Linked DNA regions of Homo sapiens: all the other regions are linked to region 3. Evidence: read pairs that join two places in POLR2A ChIA-PET (ENCODE). Cell type or tissue: PC-9. All regions are shown on one strand. Each heading gives the region's core, and the rest is flanking DNA. Links, peaks and the distances in the headings are about the cores only.

Region 1 (8,308 bases), core at 31-8,030, 87 kb after region 3:
AAAAAAAAAAAACCCCTGAAACCCCAAAACAACAACTCTATGGGCTATGTGTCATTCAACATGAGTATGAGTATTAATCTATTCAGCAGCCATGATTTTATTTAGGGTCCACTTCTAACAAAATTGTGAAGTCAACCTCTCACTTAACTTCTTAGCATACTTTTCTCCAATCCTAGACTCTCTATTTCTCTCTCTCTTTCTTTTTCTCTCTCTCTTTCTTTTTCTCTCTCTCTCTTTCTCGGTGTTTTTCTGTGTTTCTTCTGGGAAACTTACTCTTACTTATCATCAGGGTACTCTTATCTTTTCATGGAATTGTGGCTGGGTAGGCAGAGGAAGGGAACACTTCTGAGGTCTCCAACGTTATTAGCCATCTGGCTGCTTGCTCTTTGAGCCCAGCCCGGGTATTATGCAGGCATTTGTATTGAAATGTTCTAAAAGTTCTAAGAAATTGTATTTTGGTGAAGGCCAGTATGTTTCATAATTTAGTTATCCCATTTACACTCTAAGCTTTTAAAAGTTGTTTCCATATCATTTCCTACAGCATAAGTGTCATATAATTTTAAGGTTGAAAGAAATCATGGAGATCATTAAACCTTCTTTTGTAGAAGGAATAATTAAGAGCCAGGGAGATGTAATGATCTGTTCAAAGTCAAACAATTAGTTTTGAGGCTGGGAGTAGAATCTGAAGGTCCCGATTCTAGCTTACATTAGCAAATTATAAGACATTCACCAAATATCAGAGATCCTAGGTGTTCATGGGTATGATAGAGGAATGAATGCTATAAGAGGAAATAGAGAAAAATGAAAATAACTATTTTCCATCTCAGTTATTAATAGGTTGATCATATATTCTATATTTTCTAGGCACTCCCAATTTACACCTGATATCTGAAATAATTATTAATAAGAACCCTTTTTACTCTAAAAATGTACTGGTTCAGAACATAAATTACAGGTTACTTAAAGAAACACATTAAAAAATTGCATTGTTTTTCAATGATTCCATTTGCTCAGAAAATGTATTGAAGTGAGAGTTGGCCTGTACTGTAAATACAATAACCTATCAGAGTAAAACTGAAGCTGTAATGCATTGGTTTTCAAATTCCAAGTCACAGTCATTAGTGGGCCATGAAATGAACTTAAGTTATAATTGACATTTAAAATAAGGAATAAAATGGAATATAAAATAGAATGCAGTATAGGTAGTAACAATGCATGTTATTTTATGAAACATCTCAGTTATACAAACATACACATGTCTTTATGTAGGGATGCTACAAAATTTCTAAAATACTCAAGAATAACTCATTTATTTAAATGCTATTAAAGATGTTGAAGTGTATTTTTAACATAAAAGATATTTTGACATATCAAGTAAAAAATAGATGACAGAATAGTATCCCTTTTTTTTTAAAGTCAGTATGTATGTGTGTGTGTGTGTGTGTGTGTGTGTGTGTGTGTGTGTGTGTGTGTGTGTGTGTATCAGGGTGTCTTAACCTTGGTACTATTGACATTTTGGGACAAATAATTATTTTTTGTAAAGGGCTGTCCTATACAGGATAGGATCTTTAGCAGATCATCGATCTCTACCCACAACATGCCAGGAGCAGCTCTCCTTCCAGATGTTACAACCAAAAAATGCCTCCAGACCTTGCCAAACTGCTGTGGTTGGGAACCGCTGATACAGATATAATTGAAGAAGAAGTTGTCACATTTATAGGTGGTGTTTTTTTGTTTTTGTTTTTAAGAGATACCGTCTGGCTCTATCTGCCAGGCTGGAGTGCGGTGGTGTGATCCTAGCTCAGTGCAGCCTCCACCTTCTGGGCTCCAGCTATTCTTCAGCTTCAGCCTCCTGAGTAGCTGGGACTACAGGTGTGCCACACCATGCCTGGCTAATTTTTTAATTTTTTTGTAGAGACATGGTCTCGCTCTGTTGACCAGGCTGATCTCAAACTCCTGGTCTCAAGTGATCCTCTGCCTTTGCCTCCTGAAGTGCTGGAATTACAGATGTAAGCCACTGCGCCCAGTCCTGGGTGAGTTTTTTTGTTTGTTTTTGAGACAGAGTCTTGTTCTGTTGCCCAGGCTGGAGTGCAGTGGCAGGAACATGGCTCACTGAAGTCTTGACTTCCTGGGCTCAGGGGATCCTCCCACCTCAGCCTCCTGAGTAGCTGGAACAAGAGGCTCATGCCACCACATCCGGCTAATTTTTAAGGTTTTTTTTGTAGAGACAGGGACTTGCCACATTGCCCAGGCTGGCCTCAAACTCCTGGACTGAAGCAATCCTCCCATCTCTGCCTCCCAAAGTGCTGTCATTATAGGCATAAACCACCACACCAAGACCCTGGGAGGACTATTTTTAAAAAATTGTTTCTCTCTCTCTTCTGCTTATTTATAGCTTTCGACTTTTTTGTGATGACCATGTATTATTTTCATAATAATAAATCCCATAAAAACTATTTACATTTAAAACAATGTGTTGGCTTCATAGTAGTTACATTTATAATTTCAACCATCAAGAAGATTCTTAAGGAAAAAAATACGTTCCTGTGAAAGGGAAACAATTATTTTTTCTCTGCAATTTCTACTCAACACAGAACACTTCTGTGACCAGGTGTAGGGGTTTTTCTCTACACACCAAGCAGTTCTGTGGTGGACACCAACTAGGTGTCCTATAATTCAGTTTAATTCTGACACTATCTACCTGGAGTTAGAGTCAGATCCCAGAGGTTGAGGGCTCTGTCCCACAAGACTGACCTCACTTCAGACATCAATTGCAAGTAGTAGGTTGTTACCTATACCTCTGACCGACTGGTTGCAATCTGGGGGTCCCATGATCCCCTACTTTGGTTTGATTAATTTGCTAGGATGGTTCACAGGACTCAGAGAAATAATTGCATTTATTAGTGTATTATTATTAATGAAGAGTATTACAAAGAATAGAGATGAAAAGATACAGAGGCTGAAGTATGGAGGAGAGAGAATAGAGCTTTCATTGTCCAAGAGTTTTTATGAAGTTTAATCTCCAGTGTCCCCCACAACCCCTTTCCTGGAAGTTGGTGGGTGGGGCTGAAACTTTCGACCCTCTAATCCTCTAATCACTTGCTCTTTCTGTTGATCAGCCCCATCCTGGGGCTAATCAGGGGTCCCACCCTAAGTCACCTCATTAGCAGAAACTCTGCCTGTAATCCCAGCATTTTGAGAGACTGAGGTATGAGGATCGGTCAAGCTCTGGAGTTCAAAACCAGCCTGGGCAACATAGAGAGACCTCCTCTCCACTAAAAATAAAAAAAATTAGCCAGGCATGGTGGCACACACCTGTAGTCTCAGCTACTCTGGAGGCTGAAGTGGGAGGATCAGTTGACCCTAGGAGGTTGAGGCTACAGTGATACATGATTGCACCACTGCACTACAGCCTGAGTGACAGAGCAAGACCCTGTCTCGAAATAAATAAATAATAAATTAAATACAAAAACAAAAAAAGAATAAGGTGGAGCTACATATTGTGACATGAAACGTGTCCAGTATATACTAATTAAGTAAAGAAAAAAGTATAGTGCAGAGAAAATATGTACCATATAATCCTGTAATGCCAAATTTTTGCTCACATGTGTATGATATATATAATCTATATATGCGTATTAAAAAGTCTGAAAATATATACAATAAATGTAAACAGTAGTTACCACTGGAGTGGGAGATGAGGGAGATGGGATGGGATGTAAAGGAATTTTACTTCTATTTTTACACATGTGCATTGCTTTAATTTTTTAACACACTTTTTTAAATTAAATAAAAAGCAATATTAAAGTAACTTAATATCTATCCTCTTTTCTCTTCTTTTTCTTTCCTTTTCTTTTTGGCCACCCAGGCTGGAGTGCAGTGGCATGATCATAGTTCACTGCAGCCTCAACCTCCTGGGCTCAAGCAATCCTCCAGCCTCAGCCTCCTGAGTAGCTGGGACTACAGGCACTTATCACCATGTCCGGCTAATTTTTATACTGTTTGTATAGATGGGATTTTGCCATGTTGCCCAGGCTGGTCTTGAATTCCTGGTCTCAAGCAATCCTCCCCTCTCATCCTCCCCAAATGCTGGAATTACAGGCATGAGCCACTGTGCCTGGTCCTCTTTTCTCATTTCCTTAAGTCTTGGTAAAATAGTTTTATAATATCTGGGCATTTTTACAATTGAGCTCTTAGTCATGAAGGGTGTGTTTCTCAGTCTGGCCTTCTACCCATATAGAAGGAGGGTGGGGTGTGGCTGTTGCCTGCTCCCCACAGAAACACCCTTATGGTCTCTAGGAGGGGTAAGTCATATTGTTATCACGTTCACTTATTTACAGACATTTAGCTACTAGGTAAACATTACAAAGATTGTGGATTTTTAAAATGTTGCCACACAAACAGCCAACTGAGTTATGTTAGAATCATCCTTGGTAACAGATTTCTGCATTTACTGCAGTTATTCAACGTTTGGGTGTGTGCGGGTGTCTTGTTTTTCCTACTTTATGTTAAGCTATTTACAAACAAGGGACATATGATTATACTTCTATTTAAACCTGTGCAGGCCTAGTTACTGTTAGCAGACCTGTCCATAGTATCGGTTAAGGCAACTAGAAGCAGGCAACAGAGCACAGAACAAGATGGTTCTAGTCTACTGTTCTCCTTTTCTAATAGAAATTAACTGAATTCCGGCAACACTTGAGGTTTTGGGGCTCCTCTCTTTCACCATATGCTGGAATGAGTCAAGGCTGTGTATGGGAAATGATCACTCTATTTAAATTATGTCATTTAAACCTCCCTGTTGAGTAACAGACTTGACTTCTCTCAACAGTCAATCGGATCCACAAGATGAAGAATGCCATTGTGTGAGTACAGATTTGAACCCTGTTGCTAATCACTGGATGACCCTTTGGGCTATTTATCAAAAGGATCTGCGCCTTTTCTAAGCCTAAACTCGAGAGTCAATGATTATCCTTTTGTCACAGTCTTTTCTCCATACTTTGTCCTATTTTTTTCTCCTACAAAAACCAAACACATTAGCCCAGCATAGTTGTGCATGCCTGTAGTCCCAGCTACTTGGGAGGCTGAGTTGGGAGGATCACTGAAGCCCAGAAGGTGGAGGTTATAGTGAGCTGAGATCGTGCCACTGTACTCCAGCCTGGGCGTCAGAGCGAGACCCCATCTCTATTTAAAAATAAGAAGAAGAAGAAAGAAAGAAAGAAAGAAAATAAGAAATTATAGGCCGGGCATGGTGGCTCACACCTGTAATCCCAACACTTTGGGAGGCCGAGGCAAGCTGACCACCTGAGGTCAGGAGTTCGAGACCAGCCTGGTCAACACGGTGAAACCCTGTCTCTACTAAAAATACAAAAATTAGCTGGGCGTGGTGGTGGCACACGCCTGTAATCCCAGCTACTTGGGAGGCTCAGGCAGGAGAATTGCTTGAATTCAGGAGGCAGAGGTTGAAGTGAGCTGAGATTGTGCCATTGTGCTCCAGCCTGGGCGACAAGAGCGAAACTCTGTCTTGGGGAAAAAAAAATATACATATATATATTTTTTTCATATGTGTGTATATATATATAAAAAACCCAAACATCTACTGATTGTTTGATCTAGTTATCATATATTGATTTAAAGTTTCTGGAGTTAAGAGGTCTTTACATAATAGAATTTTCAGTGATTCTCTTCTTTAGTATAATGTTCAAGTTATGCAAGTAATACATAAATTCAATTTCGGAAGAGCCATAGATTTAAATAATTAAGGGTAGCTTTCACTTCTGCCTGGTAATTTCACTTCCAGCTGGTGACACGTCAGCCTTGGTAGATGAGCTGGAGAAAGAATATTTAGGTGTTTCCATGACATGATGCTCTTTATTTATTTATTTTTTCACTTTAAATTGTCAGTCCAACAGAACACAAAGAATGAATATATATCAACTCCACACATCACTTCCCAAGATGCTTGCCTTTATTGCTGAGGTACTATTTTTATTTGACAACATTCAGAAAATATTCTGCGCACTTTTCAGAATCTCAGAGAACCACACATAGAACCAACGAAACTAAAAATATGACATATCTGTGTACAATTCCCATATGCTTCATGGAATGCTCAACAAATGTTTACTTTACAAAATGTAAAAGTATTTTTTATATCATGAAGATTACACAAAAAGTTTATAAAAAAATTATAAATTCAAATAGCATTTCTACTAGTCTAGTGCCCTAAATATCCGTTTTATCTGGGCATGAATGATTTGGCTTCAGTAAGCTTCAGCTCACTTATATCATTTAAACAATTACATTTAAGCTATCATATAGAGTACTGTGAATTTGTCAGAAAAAATCTTTAAGATATATAAAATGTTGTCCATGATATATGCAATAATGTCACAAAATAAGTATTGTTGCTGCTGAGACATTTATGGTTAAAATATAATTATCTTTTTATCTCAAGCAATGAGCATAGTACCTGGCTCATGGTAAGGTTTTTAAAAACAGCTTTTATTTAGATATGATTTACATACCATAGAATTCATTCATCCTTCACATGTATAATTCAGTAGTTTTTAGTATATTCACAGAGTTGTGCAACTAGCAACTTTTTGTTTGTTTGTTTGTTTGTTTGTTTTGGAGACAAGGGGTTGCTCTGTCACCTGGGCTGGAAGGCAGTGGCAGGATCATAGCTGACTGCGATCTCAAAGTCTCAAAGTCCTGGGCTCAAGTGGTCCTCCAGCCTCAGCCTCTTGAATAGTTGGGACTACAAGTGCACACTACCACACTCAGCTGATTATTATTATTATTATTATTATTACTGGTAGAGATGGAGTCTTGAATGTTGCCCAGGCTGGTCTCAAACTCCTGGGCTCAAGTGATTCTCCTGCCTCAGCCTCCCAAAGTGCTGGGATTACAAGCATAAACCACCTTGCCCTGCCATAACCCATTTTCTTTTTTCTTTCTTTCTCTCTTTTTTTGTTGAGATAGGGTCTCCTCTGTCACCCAGGCTGGAGTGCAGTGGCACAATCACAGCTCACTGCAGCCTCAAACTCCCAGCATCAGTGGATCCTCCCAACTCAGCCTCCCAAGCATCTGGGATTACAGGTGTGTGCCACAATGCCTGGCTAACTTTTGTATTTTTTGTAGGGATGGGGTTTTGCCATGTTCCCCAGGCTGGTCTCAAACTACTGCACTCAAGTGATCTACCCACCCTGGCCTTCCAAAGTGCTGGGATTATAAGCATGAGCCCCTCGAACAGCCATAAGCTATTTTCAAACCATTTTGATCACTCCAAAAGAAACCCACGCCCTTTGGCAGTCACTCCACATTCCCTCCTCACCTCAGCCTATTCTCTATTCTAGACATTTCATATAACTGGAATTATACAGTATGTGACCTTTTGCATCTGGCTTTCTTCACTTAGCCTGTTTTGAAGATTCATCCATATTGTAGCATGTGTCTTCATTTTGTTCATGGCTGAATAATATTCCATTGTCTGAATGTATCACACTTGGTTTATCCATTCATCATTTGATGGATATGTGGGTAGTTTTTACTCTTTGGATATTATGAATACTACTACTATGAATATTGATATACAAGTTTTTGTATGGAGATATGTTCTTATTTTTCTTGGTTATATACCTAGAAGTGGAATTACTGGATCATATGGTTAACTCTATGTGTAACATTTTGAGGAACTGCTAAGCTGTTTAAAAAGTATCTGCGTCATTTTACAATCTCACAGGCAACGTATGAAGATTTTAACTTCACATTTTCTCCAACACTTGCTACTGTCTGTCTGTCTTTTCTTTTTTTTCCCTTGATACAGGGCCTCATTCTGTCACCCAGGCTAAAGTGCAATTGTGTGGTCATGGCTCTCTGCAACCTCAAACTCTTGAGCTCAAGCAATTATTCCCCCTCAGCCTTCCAGGAAGCTGGGACTACAGGCATGTGCCACCATGCCAGGCTAATTCTTTTATTTTTTATTTTTTGTAGAGACAGGGTCTTGCTATGTTGCCTCGGCTGCTCTTAAACTCCAGGGGTCAAGTGATCCTCCTGCCTCAGCTTCCCAAAGTACTGGGATTATATGCATGAGCCATGGCTCCTAGCCTAGGAATTGTTTTTTCTAGCTTAATTGGATGTATTTAATGTTTATCTAAAGACACAGGATTCAGCTTCTTTGCACAGTTTTTTTTAAAAAATCACATTTATAGTCTTCCCATGTTTTAATATACAGTATATAGCAAAAACGTTACAAGTTATTCTATGCTAAGTTTTGGGATCCTTCTGAGGAGCTTACAGTTGAGGA
Region 2 (8,308 bases), core at 31-8,030, 76 kb after region 3:
GGCATGACTGACCAGCATTAATGTTAAATCAGAGATCTTAAGACTGACAAAGCAGACTCTTTATAGCAATAAGACAGCAAATTCCAACCTGACTCCAGTTTAGCATCACAGGACAGATAGCAGGCCCTGAAAGAAACTGAAATATTTTACCCCAAAATATATTTCTTTGACATATTTTGAAACGGCCCTGCAAAGTTGTCTCTTGTGGGGGAAAAGTCTATGTCCTGTAGAGAATCCCCTTCCCTTTCTGGATTTTTTTCCCTGGTCCAAAAGAGAATTAACTAACAGCCTGGCCCCTTTTTAGGCCTGATAAGAGCTCTGAAGCCTGCTGCGTAGAGGCTTCCTCTGCATGATAAAATCTTGATCTCCACAACCCCTCATCTTAACCCAGATACTCCTTTCTATTGATCCCAGATCTTCAGATAATGACTCTTTCAACCGGTTGCCAACCAGAGAATCTTTGAATCTGGCCAGGGGCAGTGGCTCACGCCTGTAATCCCCACACTTTGGGAGGCCAAGGTGGGGAGATCACTTGAGACCTGGAGCTCGAGACCAGCCTGGCCAACATGGCAAAACCCCGCCTCTACTAAAAATTAAAACATTAGCCAGGTGTGGTGGTACACACCTGTAGTCCCAGCTATTTGGGAGGCTCAGGCACAAGAATCACTTGAACTTGGGAGGCAGAGGTTGCAGGGAGCTGAGATTGCACCACTGCACTGCAGCCTGGGCTACAGAGTAAGACTCTGTCTCAAAAAAAAAAAAAAAAAAAAAAGAAAGAAAGTTTATTTTGCCAAGACTAAGGACACATGCCTATGACACAGCCTCAGGAGGTTCTGACAATATGTGCCCAAGGTGGTCAGTGCACAGCTTGGTTTTACAGATTTTAGGGAGATGTCAGACATCAATCAACATATGTAAGATGAACCTTGGTTAGGTCCAGAAAGGTGGGACAACTCAAAACAAAGGCAGGACGGCATAGGGTAAATAAGACAAAAGTGTTTGCATTATCTTGAGGTTCTAATTAGCCTTTCCAAAGGAAGCAATTAGATATGCATTTATCTCAGTGAGCAGAGGGATGACTTTGAAAAGAAACGGAAGCAGGTTTGTCCTAAGCAGTTCCCAGCTTGATTTTCCCTTTAGCTCAGTGATTTTTGGTGTCCCAAGGTTTATTTGCCTTTCATACATTTATAATCATGTCTTTGTTCCAGCCCTCAAAATTCAATACGATTGAATAAATATCCTTTCCACCATTTTGTAGGCCCTGAAATGAAAAGAAAGATGTAAGAGGCATTCATATATTTACACATAGTAATTGCATATTTCTGTTTTGGTTTGAGTCTTATTGGATATATGTAAACTTCCTCAAACTGAAAGAATGTATTGTTCTTATGAGAAAATGTAAGTTCGTTGATTTACGTGATTTAAATGTTGATTTATTCAACAATCACTGTACTAATGGAAAGCCCAAATGAAGATTCAACAGGGAAAAGATAACCATCATTTCCTTACCTGAAGAGTCTGTAATCTAGGAAATGGGCAAGTAACTGCATGATGCATTTATAAGGCTTGGTACGTTCATGGGCTGTTAAGCACAGGCTGTTATAAATGTAGACGAGAGGCAGACTTGCAAGGAAGCAGCATCATTGAAATTGAGACCTTATAGATGAACAGGCATTACGCAGATGAAGAACGTCCAAGCAAAGGAAACAGTATGTACAAAAGCCTAGAGATTAAAGAGACAGGGCCTATTTAGGGGGAATAATGTTGTTTCCTATGAGTGGAAGATAAAGGAGAGACACACGGTTGAGTGCTGAGAGAAGAGGGCTGAACAGGAAGCTAGACCTGGTCACCAAGAACACTGCAAACTGTATTAAGAAAAGCAATGACGCCCGGCACGGTGGCTTCTCATGCTGCCCATGGTCCCAGCTACTTGGGAGGCTGAGGTGGGTCAACTCCTGAGCCAAGGAGTTCCAGGCTGCAGTGAGCTATGATCGCATCACTGCACTCCAGCCTGGGTGACAGAGTCACATAGGATCTTAAGCAGAAGGATAACAGTATGAGATTTGTGCTTAAGAGATATAATAATAATGATGATAATAACAATAATGATTGCTAACCATTCCCTGTGTAAAGAATATGTCAAATAGTTTGCTAAATGTTTTACATCATACACTTTGTAACATATGTTTCAAGTAAGATCACTGTGGCTGACAACAAAAGCTTTACAAATTAAAATAGAAAGCAGAAAAGAGAAACATTTTTGTTTGCTTAAATAGGGCTTTGCTCCATAATTACCAGCACAAGTGTGGCTTATATGAAGTGTGAACCTTGGCTAAAGAGATGATGATTTCACAATGTAAACAAACAGGGCACTTTTCATTCTGGGAACACAGAATTATTTGGAAAAAAATGGTTAAACTATAGTAAGTAGGTTTGATTTATGTTTAATCTATTTTCTCATAGTGCAGGGAAATAACTATGTTTGCTTAATAATTGTGTGTGTGTACTGAGGTTAGTGGAGATTCAGTGGAAAGTCCTTGGAAGAATATTACAAATGGGCCAGGCGCGGTGGCTCACAGCTGTAATCCCAGCACTTTGGGAGGCCAAGGCAGGCAGATCACCTGAGATCAGGAGTTCGAGACCAGCCTGGCCAGCATGGTGAAACCCCATCTCTACTAAAAACACAAAAATTAGCTGGGCGTGTTGGTGCACGCCTGTAGTTCTGGCTACTTGGGAGTCTGAGGCACCAGAATCGCTTGAGCCTGGAAGGCAGAAGTTGCAGTGAGCCAAGATCATGCCACTGCATTCCAGCCTGGGAAGCACAGTGAGACTCTGTCGCAAAAAAAAAAAAAAAAAAAAAAAAAAAAACTACTACAAATGTTTACCTTAAGTCATGAAGCTATACATAAAGGTTTTGAAAAGACATAAAGCTATCAGAAGGATAGCATCTTTTACTGATAGCTTTTTCAAAGGCATTATTGAAATGATTAGCTATAGAAATTCTCATAAAGTTACTTTGCAAGCCACAGGCTAGATATGCTCCCAGAAATGATATTAAATATTTTTAATATTTATTAATATCAGAAAGAATTCAGGTCATGGAGCTGGAGGCTCCTTGCTGGTTTCTGAGTGCTGTGTAGATTCAGAGATCTAAGAGAGGGACCATACAGGCACAAGGACATCTGGGGACCTTGGAAGCCATAGGATGTTGGCTGTTCACCAACGAATATGGAAGTATTTCAATATTTTATTTCCAATCTGTATGACTATACCAGTAGCTGTTAGCTGAATATCAGCTGTATGTGTTTTTTGTTTGTTTGTTTGTTTCTGTTCGTTTGTTTGTTTGTTTTTGAGACAGAGTCTTGCTCTGTCGCCCAGGCTGGAGTGCAATGGTGCAATCTCGGTTCACTGCAACCTCCGCCTCCCGGGTTCAAGCCATTCTCCTGCCTCAGCCTCCCGAGTAGCTGGGATTACAGGCGCCTGCCACCATGCCCAGCTAATTTTTTTTATTTTTAGTAGGGACAGGGTTTCACTATGTTGGCCAGGCTGGTCTCGAACTCCTGACCTCATGATCCACCTGCCTCGGCCTCCCAAAGTGCTGGGCTTACGGGCGTGAGCCACCGCACCCAGCCTTATCAGCTGTGTATGTTTCTGGTTTTAGTATGAATAGGAAGAGTTATATAAAGATGGCATGATGGTAATCACATGTATAAGGTTACAAGAAAAATATACTCAGAGAACACTGCATTTGAAAACAACCAATAAATTTTATATCCCACAGATAGATTGTGTGGCACAGAAAATGAATCATGGCTGAGCACGGTGGCTCATGACTGTAATCTCCCCGCTTTGGAAAGCCGAGGCAGGAGAATCACATGAGCCCAGGAGCTCAAGACCAGCCTAGGCAACATAGTGAGACCTCATCTCAACAAAAAATTTCAAAATTAGCTGGGTATGGTGGTGTGCACCTATAGTCTCAGCTACTCAGGAGGCTGAGCTGGGAGAGTCACTTGAGAACCCACGAGGTTGAGGCTGCAGTGAGCCATGATTGTGCCACTGCACCCCAGCCTAAGCAACAGAGTGAGACCCTGTTTCAAAAAGAGAGAGAGGGAGAGAGAGAGAGACAGAGAGAGAGAGAGAGAGATTGAGAGAAAGAAAAAATATGAGTCAGAACCTCAAAACAGTGCATAAGCAGAACTCAAATCTAAAAAGTTTAATATTTAGCATAATGGGGATTTATTGTATTAAAACATTGGAAGAAACATAGTTTTGGTTCTCCACTCTATAGGATACAAAATTGACAGAATGAACTCTCATTTTCAGATATTTATTAAACTGAATATATAAGAATATTGGGAGCCAAAATAACTCTCTCTTTTTTTTTTTTTTTGGCAAGTACATCTCCTTGTCAAGGTGTATGGTGGGAGGTGATAGAGTAGAACTTGGAAAGCAAGGATATGTCAGGACTGCTCCTTGTTACTGCGTGATCTTTGACAAGTTCATTTATTAGAGTACTAGTCTAGCTTCTGTAAGATCAAAGAAGAGTGGCTTAAATAAAATACCTTAATTTATGTCTCTCTCACTTAAAAGTTCATGTGAGAACTTTTAAGTAGGCCACTTCATGTGGTCATCTGCAGACTTGGGTTTTTCCATGCCATAAATTATGTTTCTTATCTACATTATCAAAGCTGATTCAACACCACAAACAACGTTCCTGTCTGCTGGGAATGGGGAAAATACAAGGAAGTGGAAGAAACTCCTTTAAAAGGTATGATCTATAAGTTACAATCATTTCTGGGCACTTTTTTCTTTCTTTTTTGAGACAGGGTCTCACTGTGTCACCCAGGCTGGAATGCACTGGTGCAATCCTAGCTCACTGCAGCCTTGACCTCGGGGCTCAGGTGATCCTCCTGCCTCAGCTTCCTAAGTAGCTAGGGCTGCAGGCATGGCCACCACACCTGGCTAATTTTTTTTTTTTTTTTTTTTTGAGACAGAGTCTCACTTTGTCGCCCAGGCTGCAGTGCAGTGGCGTGATCTTGGCTCGCTGCAAGCTCCACCTCTGGGGATCATGCCATTCTCCAGCCTCAGCCTCCCGAGTAGCTGGGACTACAGGCACCCGCCACCACCCCTGGCTATTTTTTTGTATTTTTAGTAGAGACGGGGTTTCACTGTGTTAGCCAGGATGGTCTCAATCTCCTGACCTCATTTTTCACCCGCCTTGGCCTCTCAAAGTGCTGGGATTACAGGCGTGAGCCACCACGCCCGGCATTCCTGGCTAATTTTTAAAATTTTTTTTGTAGAGATGGGGCCTCGCCGTGTTGCTCAGGCCGCACATTTTGAAATAGTGGAAACTGGTCAGAGTAGTTAAAGGTGGCAGGTTTTGATAGTTGTTCACCACTGCATTCCAGCCTGAGTGGCAGAGAGAGACCTGTCTCGGGAGAGGAAGGGAAAGGAAAGGGGAAAGGAAAGGGGAAAGGAAAGGGGAAAGGAAAAAGGAAAGGAAAAAGGAAAGGAAAGGAAAGGGAGAAGAGAAGAAATGTGGAGAATGGAGAATTGTATTAAATGATCAGTCTGTAGAAACCACCTAGCCCAGCACCTAGCGCATATTAAGCAGTCAGTAGTAGTTAGTTCTTCCCTTCCTATCTTTATGCAACAGTAGCTCTGATGTTGTTCATAGGATTCTTGTTTCTATAGGGCCTAGCTAGGTAAAAATGCAACCTGGTGTAAGGAACAGCCTTGTTGTGCCAGTTCAGTTGTTGTTCTTCATTCTGTGCCACATCCATGAAGATGTATTCACAAGTTTTACTAGTTCATATTTTACTATTCTGTAGAATCTGAATAGTACTGAAGGGCCCCTGAATCTCCTTCTATTTTGGCGAAATGAATTTGGAGACATAAAGGAAGACTATCTCGGAAATTTGAAGCATCCCATTGGGATCTAAGCTTTGAAGAAGAGGCTGGTCCATTGGCTGGGCGCGGTGCCTCACACCTGTAATCCCAGCATTTTGGGAGACGGAGGCAAGCAGATCATGAGGTCAGGAGTTCGAGACCATCCTGGCAAACACAGTGAAACCCTGTCTCTACTAAAAAAAAAAAAAAAAAAAAAAAAAATAGCCAGGTGTGGTGGCACGCACCTGTAGTCCCAGCTACTCAGAAGGCTGAAGCAGGAGAATTTCTTGAACCCAGGAGGCAGAGGTTGCAGTGAGCTGAGATCACACCACTGTGCTCCAACCTGAGTGACAGAGTGAGACTCTGTCTCAAAAAAAAAAAAAAAAAAAAAGAGCCTGGTCCAAATCCTACCTTGCCTTCCCTTCAGCTTTTTCTCTCCCACCCTCCACTTTCCCAAAATATATCCCAAGGAACTAGCCTCTATTGGGGGCCATCGCCCTTTGTTTTCTTTTCATTTGTTTTGAGACAGGGTCTCAATCTATCACCCAGGCTGGAGTCCAGTGGTGTGACATTAGCTCACTGCAACCTCTGCCTCCCAGGCTCACGCAATCCTCCCACCTCAGCCTCCTGAGTAGCTGAGACTACAGACGTAAACCACCATGCTCAGCTAATTTTAAATTTGTTTGTTTGTTTGTTTGTTAGAGATGGAGTCTTGATCTGTCACCAGGCTGGAGTGCAATGGCGTGGTCTCAGCTCACTGCAACCTCCACCTCCTGGGTTCAAGCGATTTTCCTGCCTCAGCCTCCTGAGTAGCTGGTACTACAGGCACATGCCACCATGCTCAGCTAATTTTTGTATTTTTAGTAGAGATGGAGTTTTGCCATGTTGGCCAGGATGGCTCGATCTCTTGACCTCAGCCTCGGCCTCCCAAAGTGCTGGGATCACAGATGTGAGCCACTGCACCCGGCCTAATTAAAAAATTTTTTTTTGTAGAGACAAAGTCTTACTATATTGCCCAGGCTGGTCTTGAACTCTCAGCCTCAAGCAGTCCTTCCACCTCAGCCTCCCGAAGTGCTGAGATTCCAGGCATGAGCTACCACTCTTGGCAACCTTTCTTTTCTATCCAGACCTAGGTCCTAGGTTCCTCAGACCTTTTGTGTAGTAGCTCCCAACTTTTCTGAACAACCCCAATATATCAGACTTAAGATATCCTCCATCCATTATTATGTAAAGGAAAAGTCCTGTTTCCCTTCTAATTGTATTCCCCTTATTTTTTATTTTAACTTTTAATTTTTTGGGTACATAGTAGGCATATATGTATTTATGGAGTACAGGAGATATTTTGGTACAGGAATGCAATGTGTAATAATCACGTCATGGAAAAGAGGATACTATCCCCTCGAGCATTTATCCTTTGTGTTACCAACAATCCAGTTATACTCTTTTAGTTATTTTTAAATGTACAATTAAGTTATTATGACTGGATTCACCCTGTTTATTTTCCTTATTTTTATAATAGCTAGTCTCCAAGATGGCGCCCAGTATTCTTTACCTCATGGCATACACTTTCATTTTACCCTCACCCCTCACTTTCTTGTATAGCCTCCTCTCGCACTGAGTCAAAGCTGACCCATGTGGTGGAAGTGATGTTGTGTGACTTCCAAGACTAGGTCATAAAGGGCATCAAATCTTTTGCATTCCTCCTTTTTGAATCCCTGGCTCTCAGGGAAGCAAGCCACCATGCCGTGAAAACACTCAGTCAGTCCTGGCAAAACCCATGTGTCAACAGCCAGCAACAACCCACACTTGTTGGGGTGAGCCACCTTGGAAGCAGAACCTCCTGCCCCAGTCAAGCCTCCCAATGGCCGCAGCCTCTGCTGACATCAGACTCTGTTCTCATGAGCCACTAAGCCAAGCTTTTCTGAATTTCTGATCTGTAAAAATTGAAGAGACAGTAAATATGTATTGTCATTTTAAGCCATTATGTTTTGGGGTGATTTGTTGCATAACAATAAAGAATTAATATGCTGTTGATTTTTACTCTATTTTGTTAGACTTGGTATAAGTCCACCCTCACACTGCTCTAAAGAACTATGTGAGACTGGGTAATTTATGAAGAAAAGAAGTTTAATTGACTCACAGTTCTGCAGGCTGTTCAGGAAGCATGGGTGAGAGGCCTCAGGAAACTTACAATCATGAAGGAAGGTGAAGAGGATGCAAACACGTAGAGAGAGCAAAGCAGGGAGATGCCACACACTTTTAAACAACCAGATCTCCTAAGAATTCATTCACTATCACAAGAACAGCAAGGGGGATATCTGCCCCCATGATCCAATCACCTCCTACCAGGCCCCATGTCCAACACTTGGTTTCACAATTTAACATAAGATTTGGGTGGGGACACAGAGCCAAACCATAT
Region 3 (8,308 bases), core at 47-8,046:
TTCCATTCTACCTGTTCATCACAGTCTCTCCGGACCTCCAACCACTGCTACCCCATGGTCATCTTCCATGAGGAATATTGTAATAGTCTCCTGTTTCCTTGTTTCTGCCCTCGTCCTCACTATAGTCTATTATCTAAACAGCCGTCAGAGTAATCCCATTGAAGGATAAATCAAATCATGTCACTCCTCTTTTCCAATCCCCTCATGGCTTCCCATCTCAAAGTAAAAGCTGAAGTCCTTAAGGTAGTCTAAAGTCCCTCGCCACAGGCACCGTCCCCCTTCCCTCTGACTTCACCTCCACTATTCTCCCTCTCTGCTCCAGCCACACTGGCCTCCTTGCTGCTCCTAGGACATCCAGGCACCATCTTTCTACCCAGTGTTCTCTCTGCCTGGAACACTTGCTAGCCTGATAGATCCTTAGGGCTCCCCCCTCAAGCCTGCAAGTCTTCACCCCAGTGTCATTTTCTCAGTGAAGCCTTCCCTGATCACCATTTCTAAAATCTGCAGTCCAGGCCGGGTATGGTGGCTCATGCCTGTAATCCCAGTACTTTGGGAGGCCGAGGCTGGAGGACTGCTTGAGCCCAGGAGTTTGAGACCAGCCTGGGCAACACAGCAAGACCCTGTATTAAAAATAAATTAGCCAGGCAGGCTGGGGTGTGCTTGTCGTCTCAGCTACTCAGGAGGCTGAGGTGGAGGGATCGCTTGACTCCAGGAGTTCAAGGCTGCACTGAGCCATGATTGTGCCACTACACTCCAGCCTGGGTGACAGAGTGAGACCCTGACTCTAAAAAACAAAACAAAACAAAACAAAAATTAAATCACAGCTCCCTCCCCACTTGCCACACACACACACACACACACACTCTCACACACTTACTCACTTTCCTCTTCTCCCTCCCCATGTTCGGTTTCTTCCTTATCACTAACCACTATCTAACTTATTACATAGTTTACTTGTTTATCTAGTTCATCATCAATTCCTGACTAGGATGCAAACTCCACAAAGGCCGGGCTTTCGTCTGCTTTGTGGACCACGTTCAGCACCTGAGCCTCTCTCATTCACACCCAGGCACCAGCTCAGTCGCCCTAGTACTTTGGGTGAAGAGGAAGGAATATGGGCATCAGTGGTTCTTTTGTTCAGCCAAAGAGCACCCGGCACCATCGGTCTGCTCTTGAGCCTGGCAAGTGCATTTTTTTTTGGGAGCTACCCCACCATGGAATGCCAAGGAGTCCAGGGCAGGACACCATTCCTATCAGCAAACACTAGAACAGGGTAGACGCTGTGTGCCTCTGGTGTTTATCACGTGCTGCCTCTAATAAATGCTATTCACAACCACCACTAGACCAGGTCCCGTGCACCCTGACCCATTTTAACAAACGTACCCATTGAATACAGTGAAGCTGGGGAAGCCCAGCCCAGGAGCATTGCCTCACTGGGTCAGTCCCACTGCTGGGCTAGGACACCTGTGGTCCCTTCTTCTCACCCTGGAGCTGTGTCTGTGTGAGGGGCTTGCCCCTAAGCCAGCCCACCTGGCACCATGAGGCCCCTGCCTTATACAACGGTAAGTTCTCCCATAGCAGCTAAGCTAATTCTGGCTACCTACTGATTTGAAAAGGTTTTTAGAAAGAAATTTGCATTTTCCCAGAAACATCAGCTCTACATTATCCAAATAAACAACAAAGCTAGAACACAGGGGGCAAAGGATTATGAAAGGGACGGGTTTTAAACAAGGATCAAGGAATAGCAAATAATGACATCGGCAAACACTTCTATGATTCTGCTATGGTCTGAGTGTGTCTCCTGAAAATTCATGTTGAAATCCTAACCCCCAAGATGACGATATTAGCAGGTGTGGACTTTGGAGGTGACTAGGTCATGAAAGTGGAGCCCTATAAATGGGATTAGTGCCCTTCTAAAAGCAGGGTGGGAGCGGGTGTGGGGGACGTGGGGGAAAACTCCCTTGCCCGTTGCACCATGTGGAGACACAGCCAGGAGGTACTGTCTGTGCAGAAGGGACCCTCATCAGACCTGGAATCTGCCAGTGGGCTTCCCAGCCTCCAGAACTGGGAGAAACAAATTCCTGTTGCTTATAAGCCACCCAGCCTATGTTGTTTTGTTACAGCAGCCCGAGGGGACTAAGACGGGTACTGTGTCCTAGATTAGCTCATTTAATATTCACTATGATCTATGAAGCAGGCACTACTCTTCATCATTCATGAACGATTATTTCCCGCTGAGAAAACTGAGGCACAGAGCAGTCAGTCGCCTAACTCACGGCCCCTGTGAGAGGGTCGCCAAGATTCTGGAATCCGGGCAGTCTGGCTCCAGAGTCCGTGCTCTTAGTGTCCAGCTATACACTTGAAGAAGTGAAAACTGCAGCTCTTTTCGGACAGTGATCCCCTCGAAAAACAAACAAAAAACTGAAGCCCAGCGGCTGGAGCAAGGGGCCTGGAAAGGCGTTGAGCGAGGGCCGGGGCGCGAGGGCTCCGGGGCGGGCCGGCGGGGACTGCCTCTCCCGCTGGTCACCTGGGGTTGAACTGGAATTGTTCAATAGAGGCCTCGAGGCCCTCCATGATCTTCCGGCCCTCCTCTGTCTCAGGCGAGTCGCCCCAGTTCGCCATTGCAGCCCCGGACGTGCGCCTCCCGCGGAGCCGCTCGCTCTCCTGAGTCGGAGTCGGGAACCCGGCGTCCGTTGCCATGGCGACTCCCAGGTAACCGGCGAAGCGCGGGAATCCGTGGGCGGGGGCCGGGGAGGGCCGCGAGTGGAGGGGGGTGGGGAACGGGGTGGGGAGGGGAAGGGGGAAGGAGATGGGGAGGAGGGGGATAGGGAGAAGGTTGGGGATGGGGGGGAAGGGGAGAGGGAAAGGAAGTAGAGGAGGTGTGGAGGGAAGGAAGAGGGGGAAGGAGTGGGGGAAGGGGGAAGAGATGGAAAGGAGGATGGGGAGGGAGCACGCGCGGGAGGAGGGGAGTGGAGAGGGGGAGGAGGAGGCGGGGCGGGCTCCCAAGCCACCCCGCTGCGCTTTCACTGTCCCGCCTGCCTCAAGGCTTCCCCACAAGACTCCCACAGCCTGGAGGCTGCTGCGATACCCCAGAGGAAAGCTGCACCCCCGTAAATAACCCTTCAGCCTCCCGCCGTGCCCCTGGACCCTGCTCGCTTCCTCCTCTACCCAGGCGCGGAGCTCAGCCTACCTCGTGGACCCGCGCATTTGCGGGGGCTTGAATTCCCGAGCTTCTCGCTTCCTACGCGCGCAGCAGACCCGCAGCTCGGTGGCCTTGGCTTTCATGGCCTCCCAGCGTGTGCCAAAGGTCCCCCTCAAGGAGGAGGAAAAGCAGTGAACCCATCTAATAACTATGCTCATGACATAATGAGCCCTGCGATCCCGGACCAAGGCCATCATAAGAGGAGAGCAGGCTGCCTAATAAGCTGTCTCCACCTGCCACAAACGTAGGCGTTCCTGGACAAAATATTTCCTTGCAGAGATTAAACAGATTTCTATTTAATGAGGTCAGAATGTGAGGCGTTAAGTCTTAAACTATACCATCTAGTGTGGAATTCAATTTTACCAGGTTTCTACAATAATAAGAGTTAATAGTGAAACTGTTGTCATCCTTAGTTTTAAATTATGTATCACTCATTGTCAACTAATAGGAGACACCTATTCTAATATCAGTATGTCATTGTTTTTCTGTAAACGACTGGCTAAATTTATTTTTAAAATGTCATTGTCTGGTTTAGAACTGTCTATACTACATCTGCATTTCAATATATTATCTACAGAAAAATAAGTTTTTTCTCCTCTCTCTTATTATTATTATTATTATTTTTTGGAGCCGGAGTCTCGCTCTGTCGCCCAGGCTGGGGTGCAGTGGCGCGATCTGGGCTCACTGCAACCTCCGCCTCCCGGGTTCAAGCAATTCTCCTGCTTCAGCCTCCCGAGCAGCTGGGACTACAGGCACACAGCACCAAGCCAGGCTAATTTTTTGTATTTTTAGTAGAGACGGGGTTTCACCGCGTTGTGCAGGCTAGTCTAACTCCTGAGCTCAGGCAATCTGCCCCCCTCGGCCTCCCAAAGTGCTAGATAACAGGCGTGAGCCACAGAGCCCGGCCTCTTCTCTGTCTTGTAACAGTAAGTGAAAATAACTTAGCTGGATTTAGAAGCTCAAAACAGGAAAAGAAAAGCACTGTAGCATTATCACTACTATTATGTTTAAAGACAAAGATTAAAAGCCCCAAATGCCAATAAAACATCATAACCAATGCCAAAATCATCTTCTGTGAAGGCTTATTTTTTGGGGGGGAGATGAAGAGAGAAGAGAAAAAGAGTTACTTTTACTCTTTGGAGGTTTTTAATTACAAACTCTAACTTCAGACTTTATTTGGGGAATTTTTATTATATAATCAAAAGGTATTTTAAAAGAAAGAAATTTATATATCTACAATAACTTTTCTTTTTCCTAAGTGATATTTTACCACAATGTATATACATGTTTTAAAATAAAGATTAAAATTTTAAGTTAAAATTTCAAAACCTATCTGTTTAGAGCTGGGCCAAGACAGTGTAAAGAATGTGACAAGCTGTTGGCTATTTTCCTAGTGCAATTATAAATGAATCGTTTGAAACTGAGGAGAGAGATCGCACAGAAGATTTCATGAGTCATTGGTCAGCTCTGTACAGCATTTGTTGACTGATATAGTCTGCATAGTTACGCCATCCCACAAAAACATGCATTGAACAGAACATCTTTGTTTGAAACCTTGCTATAGCATATCAAGGAGTTTCAGATTTCAGTGTCTAAGAGACCACGCTATGATGATGATTGTTTTTGAAACCGTTAACTACATAATACTTCTCTTCTTGTCAGTTACCTGTATTTTATCTCACAGGTGTTCCGGCTTATAAAATTGTTTATTTCAGATCAGATTCTCACCTGTAGTAACTGGCGTTGATGTGGTCAAAACATTTGTCATATTAAATCCAGGCCTCTTTTATCACATGCTAAATTCATTGATGGCTTTAGTGGAAAGCTCATGAACTCTGCAGTAAATATTAAATATATACAGGCTTTGAAACTTACTCGATTTAGAATTTTGGGCAAGTAAGTTAACATTTCAGAGCCTCTATTTTCTCACAAGTAAAAACTGGATAATGAATGTTTCTCAAAGTTGGGGTAATCTATAAAGCAGAAAAACACGCAGCACATGCATGAGGCAACTGCAAGAGAAATACCAACTAGGCCTTTGAAGGACTCTATTCCTTCTTCCTAAACCACTACTAGGGAAAACATTGTTTAAAGATGTCAGTGTTTTGGCTGGATTCGGTGGCTCATGCCTGTAATCCCAACACTTTGGGAGGCGGAGGCAGGCAGATCACTTGAGGTCAGAAGTTTAAGACCAGCCTGGCTAACATGGTGAAACCCTGTCTCTACTAAAAATACAAAAATTACCTGTGCATGGTAATGCACGCCTGTAATCCCAGCTACTTGGGAGACTGAGGCATGAGAATCACCTGATCCCGGGAGGCAGAGGTTGCAGTGAGCCGAGACTGCACCACTGCACTCCAGCCTGGGCGACAGAGTGAGACCCTGTCTCAAAATAAATAAATAAATAAAGATTTCAATTTTAAAAAATTGAACATTTCATAAGTTAACATTGTTTTTACTTGTTCAGTTAATAGGACTTCAGGCACAATTTTAAAATTTGAAGTGCTTCTCTGACATACCACAGGTATAAATAGAATATGTATTTATATAAAAATATCGCCTACCAGTTATTAAAAGTGATAACATCTCAGATTAACTAGCATGAGAATTTGATTAAGAGTCAAGTGCTGACTCTAAACATAGTAATTTATGTATTCCAGTTGGGTAGTATCAGTTCTATAGTCTAATAAGAGCCAAGAGGTTTCAGTTTAGGTTTGTAATTTAAATTCTTTCTAGAGCGTCATCACATGCGAAGTGCTTATTTTTCTTTTATCACCAGCTATAATATATGATTATGTGGTGGAGGCTCTGTTATGTAAACTTGTTTTATGTCATGCTTCATCCACAACCAAAGTTCTTAAATAAAGTCTTTGGAAGGACATAGTAAGGCTCTTAGCCAGGGCAATATAATGCTACTAAATCCTTTATGGCAAAACTCCTGAGACTAGATCATTTTAATGTCTTAAATTTTGCTGCTGTGAGACAGCATATCCACTCTGTGAAAGTCTATCAATAAGCATTTGTCAGCCGACTAAAGCTGAAAACCAAGATGACAAGCCCAGTAGGGGGTTTGGGGCAGGCGCAACTGTGGATGTGGAATTTGGATCCTTGCCGCCAAATGTCCTTGAGCACTGGAGTAAAGGATTTCCTCTATTTGGAGCTAAGTTTAGATCATCACTGTTTAAAAGAGAGCAGGCCCGCGTGTGGCTCACGCCTGTAATCCCAGCACTTTGGAAGGCCAAGGTGGGCGGAGCCCAGAAGCTAGAGGCCAGCTTGGGCAACATTGAGACTCTGTCTCTACAAAAAATTAAAAAGAGAGAAAGAAATAGTAGTGAACGTGAAGAAAATGGCAGGGGTGGGTTGGGCCTGTAATCCCAGCACTTTGGGAAGCCAAGGTGAGGATTGCTTGAGCTCAGGAGTTCAAGACTAGACTGGGCAACATAGGGAGACCCCATCTCTGCCAAAAAAAAAAAAAAAATTTTTTTTTCAAATTAGCCAAGAACCCAGAGTCCCAGCTACCCAAGAGGGTGCAGCAGGGGGATCACGTGAGCTTGGGAAGTCAAGGATAGAGTGAGCTGTGTTCGTGCCATCATATTGTAGCCTAGATGACAGAGCAAGAGTCCATCTCAAATAAATAAATAAATACATAAATAAATGGTAGGGCTTAGCTGTCTGCAGAAGTGAGCCCACCTGAGAGAGAATTTGTAAACTTACTGCTGAGGGAAGTTTGGGCGATCTCCAGTCTGTTCAAATGACCAGAGTGGATCCTAGTGCCTAGAACATAACCTAGGAAAACTGTCACCCACATATTGGAATTTAGGGTGAGGCGGTTCAGGACAAGTCAAAGTCTGGAGAGTAATACAAGGGCAGTCACCATATTTCATGCCGTCTAAGATTGCATCCTTTAGGATGTGTCTTTATTTTCTGTGCCACTTAGAAAAAAACACTTGCCAACTATGATTATACCTTGACACACCATGGGCTATATGATACACTACAATTTCAAGGATATACCAAAATGATACACCAAAATTTTATGTTAGAAATGTGAAAAACTGTCCAGGCACAGTGGCTCACACTGTAATCCCAGCACTTTGGGAGGCCCAGGTGGGCAGATTACCTGAGGCCAGGAGTTTGAGACCAGCCTGGCCAACATAGCAAAACCCCATCTCTACTAAAAATACAAAAATTATCCAGGTGTGGTGGCATGCACCTGTTATCCCAGCTACTTGGGATGCTGAAGCAGGAGAATCACTTGAACCTGGGAGGCAGAGGTTGCAGTGAGCTGAGATTGCACCACTGCACTCCAGCCTGGGCGACAGAGACTCTGTAGGCAACCCCCCCTCCCCCGTCAAAAAAAAGTGAAAAACTGTATATCTTAGAATCAGTGAATAAGGTAGTTAATAAGAATTTATCAGGCAGAGATCCTTCCTGGGGCCCCATTTAATCAGACCCTAGAAGGATCTACTCTCTTGAGAAGCAGGACATTCGTGAGGTTTTTCCACAATAACTTGGATAAAGTGCCCGTAGGACCATCTGGTTCTCTCTGTTCTTTTTCTAGTGTCACAGGGCAACATGCAAATAACTAATTCATGTTCTTGGGTACATAGATGCCAAGAAAGTCTTGATCTAGACAGCAAATGTGATTTTGGCTAGTGTGAATGTTCCCCTGTAGTCTCACCTGAATAAACTGATAAAATACAGTGTTTAGAGCTGTCTACATGAGGACTAGACTCAGAGTCAAGGCATCCCCACAAGGTACCACCAAGTCACACTTTACCAGGCAGTCAGCATGGCTCTCTTATTAACACTTCTGCATCTGCGATATTAAGCGCCCTTTATCATCCTGCAGCTTCAAACTCTGTCTCAGAAATGTAGTACTAAAATTCAAATTTAGCAATTTTGAGAACTAGAGAGGAATGTTAGACATAGAATACGGTAGTGTGAAACCCAAGTTTGTTATTGTTACCATGTCTGTTAATCTACCTGGGCATTCTTCAGTCTACACTAAAAGGTATTACACGTCTGTTACGTAGATTATGCTATAACCAACGTGCCAATCAGGAATGTATGGTTCTGAGATGGCCCATTCACTGTTGCTAGAAT

What was found. ChIA-PET counts read pairs that join two places held together with the same protein. Peaks named below come from ENCODE experiments on the same cell type or tissue, not always from the same donor. Only the 100,000 strongest peaks of a DNase experiment are listed, where the experiment ranks them.
Region 1: POLR2A ChIA-PET joins it to region 3 with 13 read pairs; 14 of 35 experiments call an interaction of 5 or more read pairs at or near these places.
Region 2: POLR2A ChIA-PET joins it to region 3 with 10 read pairs; 12 of 35 experiments call an interaction of 5 or more read pairs at or near these places.

Annotation. Positions count from the first base shown.
Region 1 is chr10:23,428,112-23,436,419 of GRCh38, forward strand. No RefSeq gene overlaps it. Among named protein-coding and RNA genes, the nearest start is that of OTUD1, 6.8 kb to the right of the region's middle. RefSeq lists an enhancer at 4,046-5,108. In PC-9, for the core only: no CTCF peak of the experiment used is centred there; DNase peaks (open chromatin) are centred at 4,280 and 4,790; H3K4me3 peaks cover 1,094 bases; H3K27ac peaks cover 3,028 bases.
Region 2 is chr10:23,417,482-23,425,789 of GRCh38, forward strand. No RefSeq gene overlaps it. Among named protein-coding and RNA genes, the nearest start is that of OTUD1, 17 kb to the right of the region's middle. In PC-9, for the core only: no CTCF peak of the experiment used is centred there; a DNase peak (open chromatin) is centred at 4,760; H3K27ac peaks cover 3,964 bases.
Region 3 is chr10:23,341,379-23,349,686 of GRCh38, forward strand. It overlaps C10orf67 (chromosome 10 open reading frame 67), which reads right to left and starts at 3,419. Exons shown (of 16, transcript NM_001371909.1): 1 at 3,191-3,419. The coding sequence starts at 3,396. It overlaps C10orf67-AS1 (C10orf67 antisense RNA 1), which reads left to right and starts at 2,579. Exons shown (of 2, transcript NR_155752.1): 1 at 2,579-2,712; 2 at 3,046-3,783. RefSeq lists a silencer at 4,542-4,836. In PC-9, for the core only: no CTCF peak of the experiment used is centred there; DNase peaks (open chromatin) are centred at 3,363 and 4,703; H3K4me3 peaks cover 2,030 bases; H3K27ac peaks cover 2,214 bases.